2 separate regions of the Homo sapiens genome follow, and region 1 is linked to region 2. Evidence: chromatin loops called from intact Hi-C (ENCODE). Cell type or tissue: mammary epithelial cell. All regions are shown on one strand. Links, peaks and the distances in the headings refer to the core of each region. The heading gives the core; the rest is flanking DNA.

Evidence for each region. Peaks named below come from ENCODE experiments on the same cell type or tissue, not always from the same donor. Only the 100,000 strongest peaks of a DNase experiment are listed, where the experiment ranks them.
Region 1: it touches region 2 in a loop (2.1-fold over the local background); 4 of 110 quality-filtered maps call a loop at or near these places.

The regions. Positions count from the first base shown.
Region 1 is chr13:64,670,465-64,678,973 of GRCh38, forward strand. No RefSeq gene overlaps it. Among named protein-coding and RNA genes, the nearest start is that of LINC00355, 600 kb to the left of the region's middle. In mammary epithelial cell, for the core only: no CTCF peak of the experiment used is centred there; DNase peaks (open chromatin) are centred at 2,447, 4,997 and 5,247; H3K27ac peaks cover 1,691 bases.
Region 2 is chr13:64,719,763-64,728,271 of GRCh38, forward strand. No RefSeq gene overlaps it. Among named protein-coding and RNA genes, the nearest start is that of LINC00355, 650 kb to the left of the region's middle. In mammary epithelial cell, for the core only: no CTCF peak of the experiment used is centred there; a DNase peak (open chromatin) is centred at 4,249; H3K27ac peaks cover 1,259 bases.

The DNA.
Region 1 (8,509 bases), core at 63-8,062, 50 kb before region 2:
ATCTTATCTAAGATTCTCATTATTTCAATTGTAGTGAATGGAAATCATCCCTAAATTGATAAGAATTTGTCATCTACAATTAAATTAGTAGTTAGTCCTAAACAAGATGCTATCTTTTTTTTTTTTTTTTTTTTTTTTTTTTTTGAGATGGAGTCTTGTGCTGTCGCGCAGGCTGGAGTGCAGTGGCGTGATCTTGGCTCACTGCAAGCTCCACCTCCCAGGTTCATGCCATTCTCCTGCCTCAGCCTCCCGAGTAGCTGGGACTACAGGTGCCTGCCACCACGCCTGGCTAATTTTTTGTATTTTTAGTAGAGACAGTGTTTCACCGTGTTAACCAGGATGGTCTCGATCTCCTGACCTTTTGATCTGCCCGCCTTGGCCTCCCAAAGTGCTGGGATTACAGGCGTAAGCCACCGCGCCCGGCCACAAGATGCTATCTTAATCTGTTTATATACATGCATAAGTTAAATATAGTAACTAAAAATGCAAGTACTATGTATTAATAGAACCATCACTATTGTAGAAGATTGATTGGTGGTCCTCCAAAAAATATGTCTATCCTGAAACTGTGAGTGTGACCTATTTTAGAAAAAGGATCATTACAGATAAAATTTAGTTAAAAATCTTGAGATGAGATCATACTGGATTAAAGTGGACCCCGAATCCAGTGACAAATGTTCTTATTAGATAAGAGAAGAAGAAAAACACAGAGGAGAAAGTGATGAGATGATAGAGGTCTATTACAGTTATACTGTCACAGGACAAGGAATACCTGGAGCCACCAGAAGCCAAAAAAGGCAAAAAAGGATTCTCCTCCAAAGCCTTCGTGGGGAACATTGATGGAAGTAAGTGAATAAGTTGATTTGAGACTGCTGGCTTGCAGAACTGTGAGAGAATACATTTGTTTTTTCTTAAATTTGTTTAATTGCAATTTAATAATTGCACATATTTATAGGATACAAGGTGATTTTTTTTTTTTTTTTGAGACAGAGTCTTGCTCTGTCGCCCAGGCTAGAGTGCAGTGGCGCGATCTCAGCTCACTGCAACCTCCAACTCCTGGGTTCAAGCGATTCTCCTGCCTCAGCCTCCCGAGTAGTTGGGACTACAGGCGCCCGCTACCATGCCAGGCTAATTTTTTGTATTTTTAATAGAGATGAGCTTTCCCTGTGTTAGCCAGGATGGTCTTGATTTCCTGACCTCGTGATCCGCCCACCTCAGCCTCCCAAAGTGCTAGGATTACAGGCATGAGCCACTGCGCCTGGCCACAAGGTGATGTTTTTATATATGTTTTGTATAGTGATCAGTTCAGTGTAATTCTGTATCTATCATCTCAAACATTATTTGTTTCTTTCCATTGGGGACCTTCAATATGCTCCTACTATCTCTTTGATACTATATATTATTGTTAACCATTGTCATCCTGCAGTGGTATAGAATACTAGAATTGATTCCTCCTATCTAGCTGTAATTTTGTATTCTGTTAAACCACCAATTTTGTGATGATTTATATGGCAGCCTAGGAAAGTAATATACCTTTATTCACCTTCAATTGTCCTTCAGTGGAAATTTGCTGAAAATCTTTAGTGGCATAGATCACTTCTTTCACCATCCCTTTATCTTCCCTATCTATTGATCTGGTTTTGTGGCCTATACCTGTTAGTTCTAGAATAGCCATTGACCTGCATCAGAGGCATTAGTATAAACTAAACCAAACCAAAACAAAGCAAAGTAAAAAATCCTCACTTTGTCTAACATGAAGTACAAGTTTCACACTTTATTAATTAAATGGGCAGATAATTTACTTTCTCCCATAAAGTCAGAAAATATGTACTTCTGGTTCCTTTTTACACCAGCTATAGTTTTTCTTTCTGTAAAATATTAGGAATCTGTCTTCTTATGTAATGTCAGATTTCTCAATATTGTTTTTCACACTAAAGACATAGAAGCTCAATTTTCTATGTGTTCACCCCACCTCAAAAAAATCCTTTCAAAATCTAGTTTACTATAAAAATAAAATATTGATTGTTGTAATAAATTTTGACTTTAAGATATTTCTAACTAATTTCATAAATTATTGTTAACTCACAGAATTTTTATTACCATATGACTTTGTCTATACCATTATTACAAAATAATGAATAAATTAAACTTTTGCTTGTGAAGATACAATAATTATTGAACATTCAATACAATTGAATAAAATGTATCAAAGAGGAAGAAGTCAACATTGGAAAATAAAAATGAAGATTTGGTCAGAGAAATTATCACTCCCTTGACCATTATGATGAATATCACGAACATAATGAACACATATAAGTTGAAAAAAAGGTGAAAGCTGATCAGCTAAGAACAAGAACAGAGAATAAATTTTTGAGTGTTTGAGGAGAAAGGTGAGTTTTAAAATAGTCACATGGGAAGAGGGAGAGATGACTCAACCAGTGATGATTGCCTAGCAAGATGAAACATGCATTTTAGGTTCACTGTCATGAAACTGAATTTTTAAAGTATTTGTCTTTAGTCAAATTCTACTGTGCCGAATATAAGGAGAATAGTATTTCTGTAAGGTAATGGCTTTGTCAAGCAAGACAAATGGAGGCAGTCAGCTGAGAGTTTGTTAGGGAAGTAGGAGGAAACAAGGAGAAGGTATGGAGCTGTGAGGCAAAGTAGATAGTGTAAAGTAGATGGTAAAGTAGATAGGAAACAGACAATCAATATCTGTAGATAAAAGTTAAATCCATTATCCTTTAAAAATCCTTTCTTAGTATGTAGGTGTTTCTAGGGTATTATTTTGCTTTTTTTTTTTTTTTTTTTTTTGAGACGGAGTTTTGCTCTTGTTGCCCAGGCTGGAGTACAATGGCACGATCTTGGCTCACTGCAACCTCTACCTCCCCGATTAAAACAACTCTCCTGCCTCAGCCTCCCGAGTAGCTGGTATTACAGGCATGCGCCACCACACCAGGCTAATTTTGTATTTTTAGTAGAGATGGGGTTTCGCCATGTTGGTCAGGCTGGTCTTGAACTCACGAACTCAGGTGATCTGCCCGACTCGGCCTCCCAAAGTGCTGGGATTACAGGCTATTATTTTGCTTTTAATATTATTTTGTTATTATTTTTAGATAATTTCTCTCTCTTGTTTTTCCTCACCTAATATATTTTGTAAACTCTTCATGAGAAGAGAATTTATCTTGTAGTTTATACATACTCTAAAGACTCCTAAACTTTTATACTCATGCAATCGTCATTCAATAGATACGTGAAATGAATATCTCTTGACGTTTTTACCAATCTTCATTTTCCAATTTTTAGCTCATATACATAATGCATAAATATACAGTCTACATTTTGGCTCAATTTTAAGTAGGCTATTTTAGGATATGAGGTTTTATAGATGTAGATGATCCTTCTTAGCTTCAATAATATAGTGGCATTGATTCATCTAAATGGAACTTTTAATGTCACTGTACATTTCCTGCTAAATGGCATGCACACATTTCTGCATATATTAACTTTTTGGCATAAATTTAACATTTCTTTTTTACTTATTCTATATATATATGTATGAATGTATACTTTTTCCTTGTTTGATTTTTCATATTTTCATGCAAATGGATAAATATGTTAAAAAAATCATAATGGATGTTAACTGAATAAAAAATCCAAATAAATTTGGAAAGAAGGACTTTCTTTCTCATAAAAGGTTGCAGTCTGCAGTGTGGCCATGCTGACAGGTTGGGAACCATAGCTCTGGGTCAGAAGCTGAAAACAGACATTTCAAGGGAGTGGCAAAGGAACAGGAATTAATGCTGAGCAGGATGGCCAGATACACATATTTAATAAACTATAGGAGGAGTCATGAATATTTATGAAAGGAGAAACATGCACATACACAGTTGAGCTTCATGCCTGTCTGTGGGTCCCATGTCCAAAAAATTAACATGATCCAACGGTGGAGTTTCTGGCTCTCTGAAGTCAAAAGGTGAAGCAGAGGACATGAAAAGTCCTCACTGTACATTATTCGTAGATTGGCCAGAACCACTTCCTGGTTGGTTGTCTCTTATCAGGAAGGAATACTGTAAGTTGTTTCATTGAAGCTGCTAAAAGGGAGGAGCAGCATTATTAGGTGGTTGTTTAAAATCGGCTCTGCAGAGCCTTTTGAAAGGGCTGGTTTCTGTTTGGTCCTTAGGAAAGAAAGCCTAATGACGATTAGTGAGGGGTCAGGTGTAAAAAGGTGTGTCCAACCTCCCGTTCTGTCATGGCTGGGAACTCAGAGTTCACGATTTCTCCTAGGTTCCCTTGGCCAAGAGGGTGTCCATTCAGTCATGTGAGGGGCTTGGGATTTCGTTCTTTTCTCACAAAGGAATTCATAGGAAGTCAAGTACCTGTGCATTAAGGCCACATGCTTAGTCATTCACTTTTACTAACACAACCTCACATTTAAGCTCAATTTTCTTCAGGTTCCTCATCTTAAAACAGTTGAATTTACACGAGTAATTTGTAAATTTGTGTTGCTTATGATCTAAGGTTGAGTATTTTTTAGGTAATGTTGCTGAAAAAAAGTGTAAGAAAAATAAAACATTATAAGAATAGATTAAATGACAAAAAGCTATTCCCATAAAAGGGTTTTGTATTAAAAAATGAATATTTTCCTAATTGTGCTCATAATGTGGAAATTTTATAAAATTATGCAAATATTTTTGAAGTTCCCTTATAGTTTATAAGGATAATGGTATATTATTAATAAGAAAGGGTGTATATTTCATTTTTTTTAAATCCTATTTTTCAGAAATATTATTTGAGTTTGCAGAGATATGAGTTAAATAACTAAACACAAATTGCCAGCGTGGATTGTTGAGAGACTGTTTTCCATGGTTGTCTTGCATTTCTGAACATCTTGAGATGAGGCAATTCTGCCTGTTGGTCTGAGCTGTCTTTCTAAAGATGCCTGTATGCTAAATGGGTTTGTAATACATGGATAAATATCTATTGCCTTGAGGCAAAGGGCAGATTTGCTTATAGGATTGGAATGTGGAGATAGTGTTTCCCTCTGTAGCAGACAGTGAATGTGTTTACTCTCCAGTTCAATAAATGCAGTGCCTGAATTCAAAGCACAGAACGAGAATGCTAAGTCATGATTGTTTTCTAAGCTGAGGGTCCCTATCCTTTAATGCAAACCACTTCATATATAGGCATCCACTGGGCCTACATAGCCTTGAATCTATGAGATTTGGCTAGAAATCATGTGTTGATATTCACGTTGATTGCTGTGCTGTGAGTAACGGGGTCCTTTCTCTCTGACTCATGAGTGTTGTGTCTTCTGCCAGTAACTATGAAATTGTGGCAGGCTAACTTGTTGACTGGCTGGTAAGGTAAAATTTCAGACCCTTGTTATTTCTTGACGTTTTCGTGTGAAAAAGTGAATGCTCATAGTGAGATGGCTTTTTTTGAAGATTTGGTAGACAATTTATAGGACTTAAGGGAGTCCATAGAAATTAGTAGCAAACATGTACATCAATTTTAAGGAAAACTGGCGATATGCTCCAGGATTTTGTTGACTTTTAGAAAAGAGGAATTGAGACGTGAGTGTTGGAAAATCGTTCAAAAATCAGTCTTCTGAGTGTTGTTGTCTTGGTTGGTGGTAACTCTTCTCCCAGAAGAGGAACTTTCTTGCTGTCTGGTATTCAGATAAGTTTGCTCCACTGCAATCATTAGTACTATGATTTATCCTGGGTGAGCAGAAGGTTCTGACTTTTCTCTCACTCCGTCACCTGACAATAGATATAGAAATATGTAAACTCTGCTGCACAAAAAAAGAAGAAAATTCATGAATGCTCTCAGCCAAAAATCAGAGTATTTTTAAAACTTTGGGTCATTGGGAGAGAAAGAGGTGCTTGTTAGGAAAGCATGGCAAGAGGTGGGTCATTGTACAGTTCAGAGTCCTCTATCGTGACAGCATTGTATTAATTAAGAAATAAATACATAAATAATCTTTATTGAGTTATTGACAGTGAGTATAGGGTACTATAAGGGATTTGGCAGTCTTGGGAAAATTTCTGTGAGACAGACAACTCTCATGTGAAAACACAGATAAAGCGTTGAACACTTATTGTAGATTTTATTGCTCCAAATCAAGTTTAAAATACCAGTGAAGTAACTGCAAGAGAATAAGTGAGAGATCCAAATACATCTATATAAATTCTTGCAATCATCCTTTCTAACATGAAAAACACCCCTCTCTCCTGAGTTAAAACCAGCCCGAAATATGAGAGATAGTATCAGGACGACTGTACAGAAAATCACCCAGATAAAAATAAACTTTCAAAAAGGGACTATTTAAGCTTCTTATAGATTCTGGATATTAGACCTTTGTGGGATGCATAGATTGCAAATGTTTTCTCTAGTTCTGTAGGTTTTCTTTTTACCCTGTTGATAGTTTCTTTTGCTGTGCAGAAGTTCTTTAGTTTGATTAGGTCTCACTTGTTAATTTTTGTTTTAATTTTTGTTTTTTGTTGCAATTGCTTTTGAGGTCTTCGTTGCACAATTCACAATAGCAAAATATGGAATCAACGTAGATGCCCATTTATAGTAGAGTGGATAAAGAAAATGTGGGCCATGTACACCATGGAATACTATGCAACCATATAAAAGAATGAAATTATGTCCTTTGCAGCAACATGGGTGCAGCTGGAGGCCAATATTCTAAGCAAATTAATGCAGGAACAAAAAAATCTAAATACCGCATGTTCTCACTTATAAGTGGGAGCTAAACAGTGAGTATACTTGTACTCAAAGAAGGAAACAATAGACACTGGAGCCTACATGAGGGTGGAGGGTGGGAGTAGAGTTAAAATCAAAAAATTATCTATTGGATGCTATGCTCACTACCCTGGGCAACAAAATAGTTTGTACACCAAACGTCTGTGACACACAATTTACCCACATAACAAAACTCCACGTGTACCTCCTGAACCTAAGATAAAAGCTGGAAGGAGAAAACAAGCCTTGGTCAGCCAGAGCGGTAAATTGTATGGTTCCAGAGGAAAAGCAAAGTGATGTGGCTGTGATTGATGAGTCAAGGGATCCTCAAAGCTGAAGTTGTTGGTGCTGGTAATTACTTTACAGCCAATGTGGGGTACAAAACATTAGAACAAAACGTTGTAAATTTGGTTGAGCATCAAACAACCATAATGCTGCATGAAACTAAAAGTAAATATCCCTCAATCACAGGTTTGGAGACACTCTTGTCCTCTATTGATTCTCATCTGTCTTCAGCTGCTTTAATGTGAAAGATGATTTTCTTCTCACTTCAGCTGCTTTAACGTGAAAGATGGTTAGGGGTGGAGATGAATTCCAAGAGTGACTGATGGCTATACATTCTCAAAGAAATTTGAGGAGGGAAGAGAACCAAACTTTTATGTCTCTTAAATATAGATGTGGAAGTTTCTGGAGTTTGGATAAGTTTTTCAGTGGAGAAAGCACACTAACATGAACTTGTGTGTGGCATCCTTTAGGACCGTGTAATGTATGTTGTTGTTTCTATCTCTATATGTATAGTAAGAATTGATGTATTATGAACTGCTTCTTATATTCTATGCTCCCTCTTCCCCATCCCATAAGTCCCAGAATGGATTCTCTGATTGAGGGGAATTGGATGTGCAGAACTGCTTGTACTTTTAAGATTCCAATATACTAAAAAAAACCTATGAGTTAAAACCTTTGCTATGGATATTTTGATAATTAGAACCTCTGGTAAATTGAGGCAACCTCCACTGAGAAGCACTCTTTGGAATTTTGAATGTGTTACCTATCCCTAATAGGTTCAGTTGTGGACAGCTATCAGATACACTGTTTTTAAAAAGTACCTCTTGTCTTGCTACTGGAATTTTGTTGAAACTACATACCTGACCCAAGGAGGCCATTTGACTCTCTGATTTGAAATTCTCAGTTTGCTGTGGATCATATCTTGGATCTCATGACTAACATGGTGGTAGTATACAACGAATCTCACCAGTCAAATGGAAATGATATAGAATGCAGCCGAACAGCCCCTGTAGCAACTTGATTATACATAAAATAGTAGCAGCTATCTCTTTGATGAAACCTTTATCTCTCATTTCACCATATGAAGAAAAAGCACTAGCATGATAGGGCCCTCCACTTGCAGACTTTCACCTAAGTGCCTGGTCTATATTATACACACACACACACACACACACACACACACACACAATCCATTTATTAAAACATACCAAGAAGCTGATACATAAGTTTGAAAATTGTAGTTAAATTTACTAATATCAAAATTTCTTCTTCCCTGGGACCATGGACCCCTAGTTTGAGGTTAAGAATAAATAACATGCTATTATTTTTATTTTAGGGGTATGTTCTTTTATATAAAAGCTTTATTTTGATATAATTCTCACATATATTTCACCAATGTAATGTATAAGATTCAATGGTGTTATTATATTCAAAGAGTTGTGTAACTATCAACAGAAACAATGTTAAAAGA
Region 2 (8,509 bases), core at 341-8,340:
CTTTTGGTGTTTTGGTCATGAAGTCTTTGCCCATGCCTATGTCCTGAATGGTATTGCCTAGGTTTTCTTCCAGGGATTTTGTGGTTTTAGGTTTTATGTTTAAGGCTTTAATTCATCTTGAGTTAATTTTTGTATAAGATGTAAGGAAGGGGTCCAGCTTCAGTTTTCTGGATATGGCTAGCCAGTTTTCTCAGCACCATTTATTAAATATGGACTCTTTTCCCCATTGCTTGTTTTTGTCAAGTTTGTTAAAAATGAGCTGGTTGTAGATGTGTCATGTGATTTCTGAGGCCTCTGTTTTGTTCCATTGGTCTATATATCTGTTTTGTTACCAGTACCATGCTGTTTTGGTTACTGTAGCCCTGTAGTATAATTTGAAGTAAGGTAGCATAATGCCTTCAGCTTTGTTTTTTTTTTTTTGCTTAGGATTGTCTTGGCTATACGGGCTCTTTTTCAGTTCCATATGAAATGTGAAGTTGTTTTTTTCTAGTACTGTGAAGAAAATCAATGGTAGCTTAATGGGAATAGCATTGAATCTCTAAATTACTTTGGACAGTATGGCTATTTTCACAATATTGATTCTTATGATCCATGAGCATGGAATGTTTTTCCATTTGTTTGTGTCCTCTCTTATTTCCTTGAGTAGTGGTTTGTTCTTGGAGACCCACAAACAGACTTAGACTCCCACACAATAATATTGGGAGACTTTCACACCCTACTGTGAATATTAGATCAATGAGATGGAAAATTAACAAGGATATCCAGGACTTGAACTCAGCTCTGAACCAAGCAGACCTAATAGACATCCACAGAGTTCTCTACCCCACCCCATGGAATATACATTCTTCTCTCCACCACATAGCACTTATTCTAACATCGACCACATAATTGGAAGTACTCCTCATCAAATACAAAAGAATGGAAATCATAGCAGCCTCTCAGATCACAGTGCAAACAAATTAGAACTCAGGATTTAGAAACTAACTCAAAACCACACAACTACATGGAAACTGAACAACCTGCTCCTGAATGACTACTGGGTAAATAACAAATTAAGGCAGAAATAAATAAGTTATTTGAAACCAATGAAAACAAAAACACAATGTACCAGAATCTCTGGGAAACAGCTAAAGGCATGTTAAGGGGGAAATTTATAGCACTAAATGCCCACATCAGAAAGCAGGAAAGATCTAAAATTAACACCCTAACATCACAATTAAAAGAACTAGAGAAGCAAGAGCAAATAAATTCATAAGCTAGCAGAAGACAAGAAATAACTAAGATCAGAGCAGAACTGAAAGAGAGGGAGTCACGAAAAACCCTTCAAAAATCAATGAATATAGGAGCTGGTTTTTTGAAAAGATTAACAAAATAGATAGACTGCTAGCCAGACTAAACAAGAAGAAAAGAGAGAAGAATCAAATAGACACAATAAAAATGATAAAGAGGATAACACCACTAACCCTACAGAAATGCAAACTACTATCAGAGAATACTATAAACACTTCTATGCAAATAAACCAGAAAATCTAGGAGAAATAGATAAGTTCCTGGTCACATACACCCTCCCAAGACTAAAACAGTGAGAAGTTGAATCCCTGAATAGACCAAAAACAAGTTCTAAAATTGAGGCAGTAATTAATAGCCTACCATTAAAAAAAGCCCAGGACCAGGCAGATTCACAGCCAATTTCTATCAGAGGTACAAAGAGAAGCTGGTACCATTACTTCTGAAACTATTCCAAACAATAGAAAAAGAGGAACTCCTCCCTAACTCATTTTATGAGGCCAGCATCATCCTGATACCAAAACCTGGCAGAGACACAACAACACACAAAAGAAAATTTCAGGCCAGTATCCCTAATGAACATTGATGCGAAAATCCTCAATAAAATATTGGCAAACGGAATCCAGCAGCACATCAAAAAGCTTATCCACCACGATGAAGTCAGCTTCATCCCTGGGATGCAAGGCTGGTTCAACATATGCAAATCAATAAATATAATCCATCGCATAAACAGAACCAATGACAAAAACCACATGATTATCTCAATAGATGCAGAAAAGGCCTTCAATAAAATTCAACACCCTTCATGCTAAAAATACTGAAAAAATTAGGTATTGATGGAACATATCTCAAAATACTGAGAGCTATTTATGACAAACCCATAGCCAATATAATACTGAATGGACAGAAGCTGGAAGCATTCCCTTTGAAAAGTGGCACAAGACAAGGATCCCCTCTCTCAGCACTCCTATTCAACATAGTGTTGTATTGGAAGTTATGGCCAGGGCAATCAGGCAAGAGAAGGAAATAAAGCGTATTCAAATAGGAAGAAAGGAAGTCAAGTTGTCTCTGTTTGCAGATGACATGATTGTATATTTAGAAAACCCCATTGTCTCAGCCCAAAATCTCCTTAAGCTTATAAACATCCTCAACAAAGTCTCTGGATACAAAATCAATGTGCAAAAATCACAATTCCTATACAACAATAATAGACAAAGAGAGGGCCAAATCATGAGTGAATTCCCATTCACAGTTGCTACAAAGAGAATAAAATACCTAGGAATACAACTTACAAGGGATGTGAAGGACCTCTTCAAGAAGATCCAGTCAGCTTCTAATGTTTAAATTATTTAATCTTTTTACCTTTTGTTTTTCTGTATTTAACATTAAATTTATATTTATAATTTTAATATTTAATCAATTGACTTTCATCTATTCTTATTTTATGTATGTCTTGTAAAATTATACCTCATAACTCAGAATTACAGAATTTATCTTATTTCCATATATTTCAGTGAAGAAAATTAATATTTTGTAAATGTACTTTTGTTGTTGAAAAAAATAATATTTGTAAGTTGCCAAGAGTTGAAAGAATCATCTATGTTTTTTCTCATGTACACCATAAGTTCATGGCCCTTTAAAAAAAAAACAAACTGTATTTTGCTTTGTTTCCTTGTGATAGTTTAAAAGAATTTGTAAAGAACCCTTTGGCGCTTACACAGTTTGATCATATTATTATCTGCTGCATTAATGCTTCTTTACAGCACTGCATAGCTACATCACATTATGTTCATTTATATAAAGTATAGATTCTTTTCTCAAATTTTGACTAAAGCTTTTCTCTATGGTTAACTTGAATAGTCAAGTCAACACTTTTGGAGTGTCTGTTGTGCTCAGAGCACTGTGATACCTGCTGCAAATACTAAGCCTAACTTGATTAATATAATATTGTTGAAGAGATAAAACATTTATACGTGCATTTGTTTGGTTGTTTTATAGCTCAAGAGAGTTCATTTTCAGAAGTGCATAGTAAAATAGAATTATTTTCACAGAAATGGGTAAATCTCTCTTACCTGCATGGATTATGGGATATGCATAATTCTAAAAAATCATTTTAAACCATTTACATTTCAGTTTGGAATATTTAGTACTATTTGAAGCTGTAGAATAAATAATCATCTGATATATATTTTGCTTGAATTAAAGCTAGAATTGTCTGCCTTGTCTGGGAAAACTTGTATTACAGACAAAGGCAAGGATGTTCTTTGTGTACTGAAGGAAGTCAACCTAGAGAATTAAAAATTCAGCATGAAAATAAGTAGGTATGTCCCCTCATTTATGGTTTAATTGAAGAAAAGGCAAATTATTAACACAGCTGGCTTGGATGCACTGATAATAATCAATGTTGCAATTATACCGGCTAGATGACAATTTATAGATTGCATTTCCTGATTTGCCATTTGCCATTATGTTTGTGCTATTTATCAAAAATCTTATTTTTACAAAGCTCTTGTATATATAAAAAACTATAGCCTGCCCTGTTTCTAAATCTAATCCTACAAAGTAATATACTTTCCAAAAACTTAACTGTTTTACATATTTATGAATTTCTCACAGGCCCCCTAAGGGATTCATTTCTCAATTGTGTCATAAGACACCACAGTATAATGCTTGGCTTATTTTCCCATTCCCATCAAGTATTGTTCTACAGTTACACGGTGTTTTCTATTTGTTGTTGTCTAGAGCAGACTGAGGATGTAGCACTGACCCAGCCTGCTCAATGTGCAGGACTCATGCCTGCAAGCACTGGGACTCATAAGACTTATCACTGTGCATTTCTGTGTCATATCAGCAAGCTCATCTGCAGAAATACATTCTGACTGAGTAACCCTGAGGTAGACAATGCTTAATTCTCCATTTCAAAACATTCCAGGAATGGAAAAATGATTCAGCTGGAAGGCATTCGCCCTGTCAGCACCCTATTATCCTAACACAGTGTTTACTCTGTTACTGGTTTCAGTTATCCCTACACAGTTTGATAATCATTTTTGAAGCCAGCCTGGTGTATAACTTAGCACTGGTTCATAGCATGTTTATGATTGGTTTTAACATGATACCTATGGATTCACATCTATCTTTTTGCCTACTTTGTCTATTCTCTAATTTTGAGAAAATATACTTCAAAGAATGTAATTGAAGAAAAATATTGAAAATTAAAAGTATATGTTAAAATATTCTAAAGCTTATTTTAGTAATTACCAATTAGCAATTTATTGAAATTAACATATATGCACACATACAGACACACAAAGAGAGAGGGAGAGGTGCCATCAACAGTGTGTGTTTGAAAATATGTAGAAGTGTCTGTAAGATATGATGTAATTATATTAAGAAAGCATATTAAGAAATTCAATCTTTCTTGAAAGTGAAATAATCAAATTTACCATATAGTGTTCTACACTTCCATATATATTTATAAGATATTCTATGAAAACAAAATGTATACATATTTAATATAAAATAAAATCTTTATTGAAAAAATGTTTTTTTCATATTAGCTTAAAATGACAGCTATTTGGAAAAAAAAAAAGCCTAAAATTTCAGTAGGCTTAATATTAACGTGGCTTTAAAATTATATTTTCTACATAAATCTAGGGAATATATTTTATATACTATAATATTACAAAAATATCAACATTAATATTATATTTTCTTCTTGGTCTTCATGATAACCATTAATAACTTTAATACAAATATATTGGTTTGAATTATTTTTAATTTCATAATTTAATCAATGAATACATATTTCTTGTTTGTACTGTATGTCAGATACTTTCTTTAACATAATGTGCTTTGTAATTTTAGAAAAATAGTATCAAAGTCATAAATACATTAGTGTTAATACTAATATATTTGCTCTTTTATTCTTTTCTAGTTGGATCTCTTTTTAGTAACTTTCAGGGATGAAACTGCTGGAAATCTGTTGTACACCATGCCAAAATGCTTTCAGGGTTCATATGTAATAATGGGCTTTAAAAATTGTCTTTGTGAAAGTTTATTTTTGGTCTTGATTGTATATAGTTTTTTTCTATTTCATATATTTAGAACATTTTAGTGTAAACATATTTAGAAAAAGATCTTTTCAGTTGATTTTATGTTTGATTTGAGAATTATGCCATGATGTGTGCATTTGAAGGCTATTTGATTCGATAATATACATATGTTTCTATTTACGGATAAATTTTCCTTCTGGCATGATTTGCATTTAAATGAATTAAATTTTTATAATCATATATGCATATGTATATGCACCTATATATATCCATACATGCATAATTATTTATATTGTTTATAATCATAATCATGTCTATGTCTATACATGCATATGTACATGTATGTATGCATGCACATATGTTTGTGTGTGTTAGGACTGCCATAAACAAATTACTACATACTTGGTAGTGGTAAAAATCAAGTTTAGCCTAAAGCTGCCTCCTTACGTATTTTAAGTTTGGCCTAAAGGTTTCTCTGTACATTGTGAACTATAACAAGTGAAGATGTAAACAGACCGTAGCCTATACTTGTGCCAATCAGTGAGTTTTGACCAATCAAATGTAGCCAACTATTCAAACAGTGTTCAAATAAGCCATACAGCGAGCTGTAACCAATCTGGCTGTTTCTGTATCTCACTTCCGTTTTCTGTACTTCACTTTCCTTTTTTTGTTCATAAATCCTCTTCCACCATGTGGCTGTGCTGGAGTCTCTGAACATACTCTGGCTTGAGAGGCTGCCCCATTCGCGAATGGTTCATTGCTCAACTAAATGCTTTTAAATTTAATTCGGCTGAAGTTTTTCTTTTATCATACTTAGAAGGACAGTTCTGAAAGCTAGATGTCGGAAATCAAGGAGTCACTAAGGTTGGTTTCTTCTTAAGTTTCTGAGGAAGAATCTATCCCATGCCACTCTCTCAGCTTCTGGTGGCTGCTGACAATCTTTGGTGTTCCTTGTCTTATCAACACACTTTTCAATCTCTGCCTCTGTCTTCACATAGCATTCTCCCCTGTGTTTCTGTGTCTCTCCTTAAGAGGAGAGATGATATGATACAAGATCATGATATGATTAAGTAATATCCAGTAAACAGCCCACACTGATCTAATATGAGATCCCCATCTTAAATGAACTCGTTACTACAAAGTCCCTGTTTCCAAATAACATCACATTCACAATTACTGTGGACAGGATTTCAACAAATCTTTCCAGGAGACTTAGTTCAACCCACACTGTGTGTGTATACATATGCCTATACACATGTATATGTACAACAATTCACTTTAATAATAAATAACAAGTTTTCATTTGTCTGTTGCAAAAGTATGTGTCATTACAAACTGTGTTATTTACACTGCTTTAACTATTAAGTAAATACTAAATCAGTACTAAATTGGTTATGTCAGTGTTTCAGAGCATTAGATCTTAAATAAATTTTGAATACAATCAATTAAAAATAATACACAATATTTTAACATAAAATTGATGAAGTAGAGAATTCTGCAATATTTGAAATTTTAGAGAATGCCAATTAATTGCAAACATTAGTTTTAAGACTAGGTGGATACCTAGCATTCATGTAATGTTAATCTCTGACTTTAGAAAATGTCAAATTATAATAAAAACTTATATTTTATTTTAAACATAAAAATAACATCATTCATGAATACAGTAGACTAATAGGACTAAACAGAATGGCCTGAAAAAGCTCAGAAGTATCATCACCCAATTCAAAAGTAAAATAACTTACTTATAGGAGGCCAGGCATGGTGGCTCATGACTGTAATCCCAGCACTTTGGGAGGTTGAGTCTGGAGGATTGCTTGAGAGTCCAGCAGTTCAAGACTAGCTGGGCAACATAGTGAATCCCCATCTCTACAATACAATACAAAAATTAGACAGGTATGGTGGCATGCACCTGTAGTCCCAGCTACTTGGGAGGCTGAGGAAAGCGGATTGCTTGAGCCCAGGGAAATTGAGGCTGCAGTGAGCTCTGGTTGCACCACTGCACTTCAACCTGGCTGACAGAGTGAGACCCTGTTTCAAAAAAAAAAAAAAAAAAAGAAAAAGAAAACATAAATAAATAATATAACTACATTTATAAAGTTAGGTTATAAAATAATAAAACATGCTTTATCTTTCTCCAAATCTCCACAAACAATATTTTTGTTTATATTCCAATATTAGTAAAAAGGGTGAAGAGTAACACTGAGAAGACCTACTCTTAAACTCTTGTTAATGTCTTTCTAGATATGATTTTTATTATGAAAAATTTTACACATACAACAATGTTGAAATAATTTTACAGTGAACACTAATACATCCATTATCTAGATTCTATGAATAATATTTGCTACATTTGTTTAATCACATGTATATCAATTTGTCTTCTATCCATCTATCAACTTTGTTAATTTTTGATGCATTTCGAAATGAATTGTGGATCTTTGTGTATTTCCTCCAGTACATCTTTATGATAACTTTAGTCAAAGGTCAGTATTTATTACTGTTTTCTGTAATTTGATATAAAGTTTTCATAAAATGTCATGCACAAATAGTAAATATATATTTAAGTTTTGAATACATTTACTCTTATAACCATATCTCTACAGGTGTATAACACTATCATCACCCTAGAAAAGTTTTTTCTATAAATAATATATAATTTATATAATATATAAAAAGTTCTTTATATATGATGGATACATTTCCTTATTAAACACATAATTTGCAAATATTTTCTCCCATTCTGCCTGTTGTCTTTTTTACTTTTTTGATCCTGTCTTCATAATACAAACATTTTAAATTTGGATATAATTCATCTTTTTTTCTTGTGTCACTTGTGCTTTTGGTGTCATATCTAAGAAACCATTGGCTAAACCAAGTCAATAAGATTCTTATAGTTTTGGCTCTTACATTTATAACTGTCAACAATTTTGGTAATTTTTTGTGGCTGATGTAAGTTTGGAATCCAAGCGATGCTTTTGCATACAGTTATCTAGGTGTCCCAGCACTAGTTATTGAAAATACTCAATAAATTACTTTGGCTTCTTTGTTAAAAAGTCAAATGACCATAAATGTATGAATTAATTTCTGGAAATCTTGACCTATCTGTGTGTCTTTTCTTATAGCATACCACATTGTCATTATTAGTCTAGTTGTATAGTAAGTTTTGA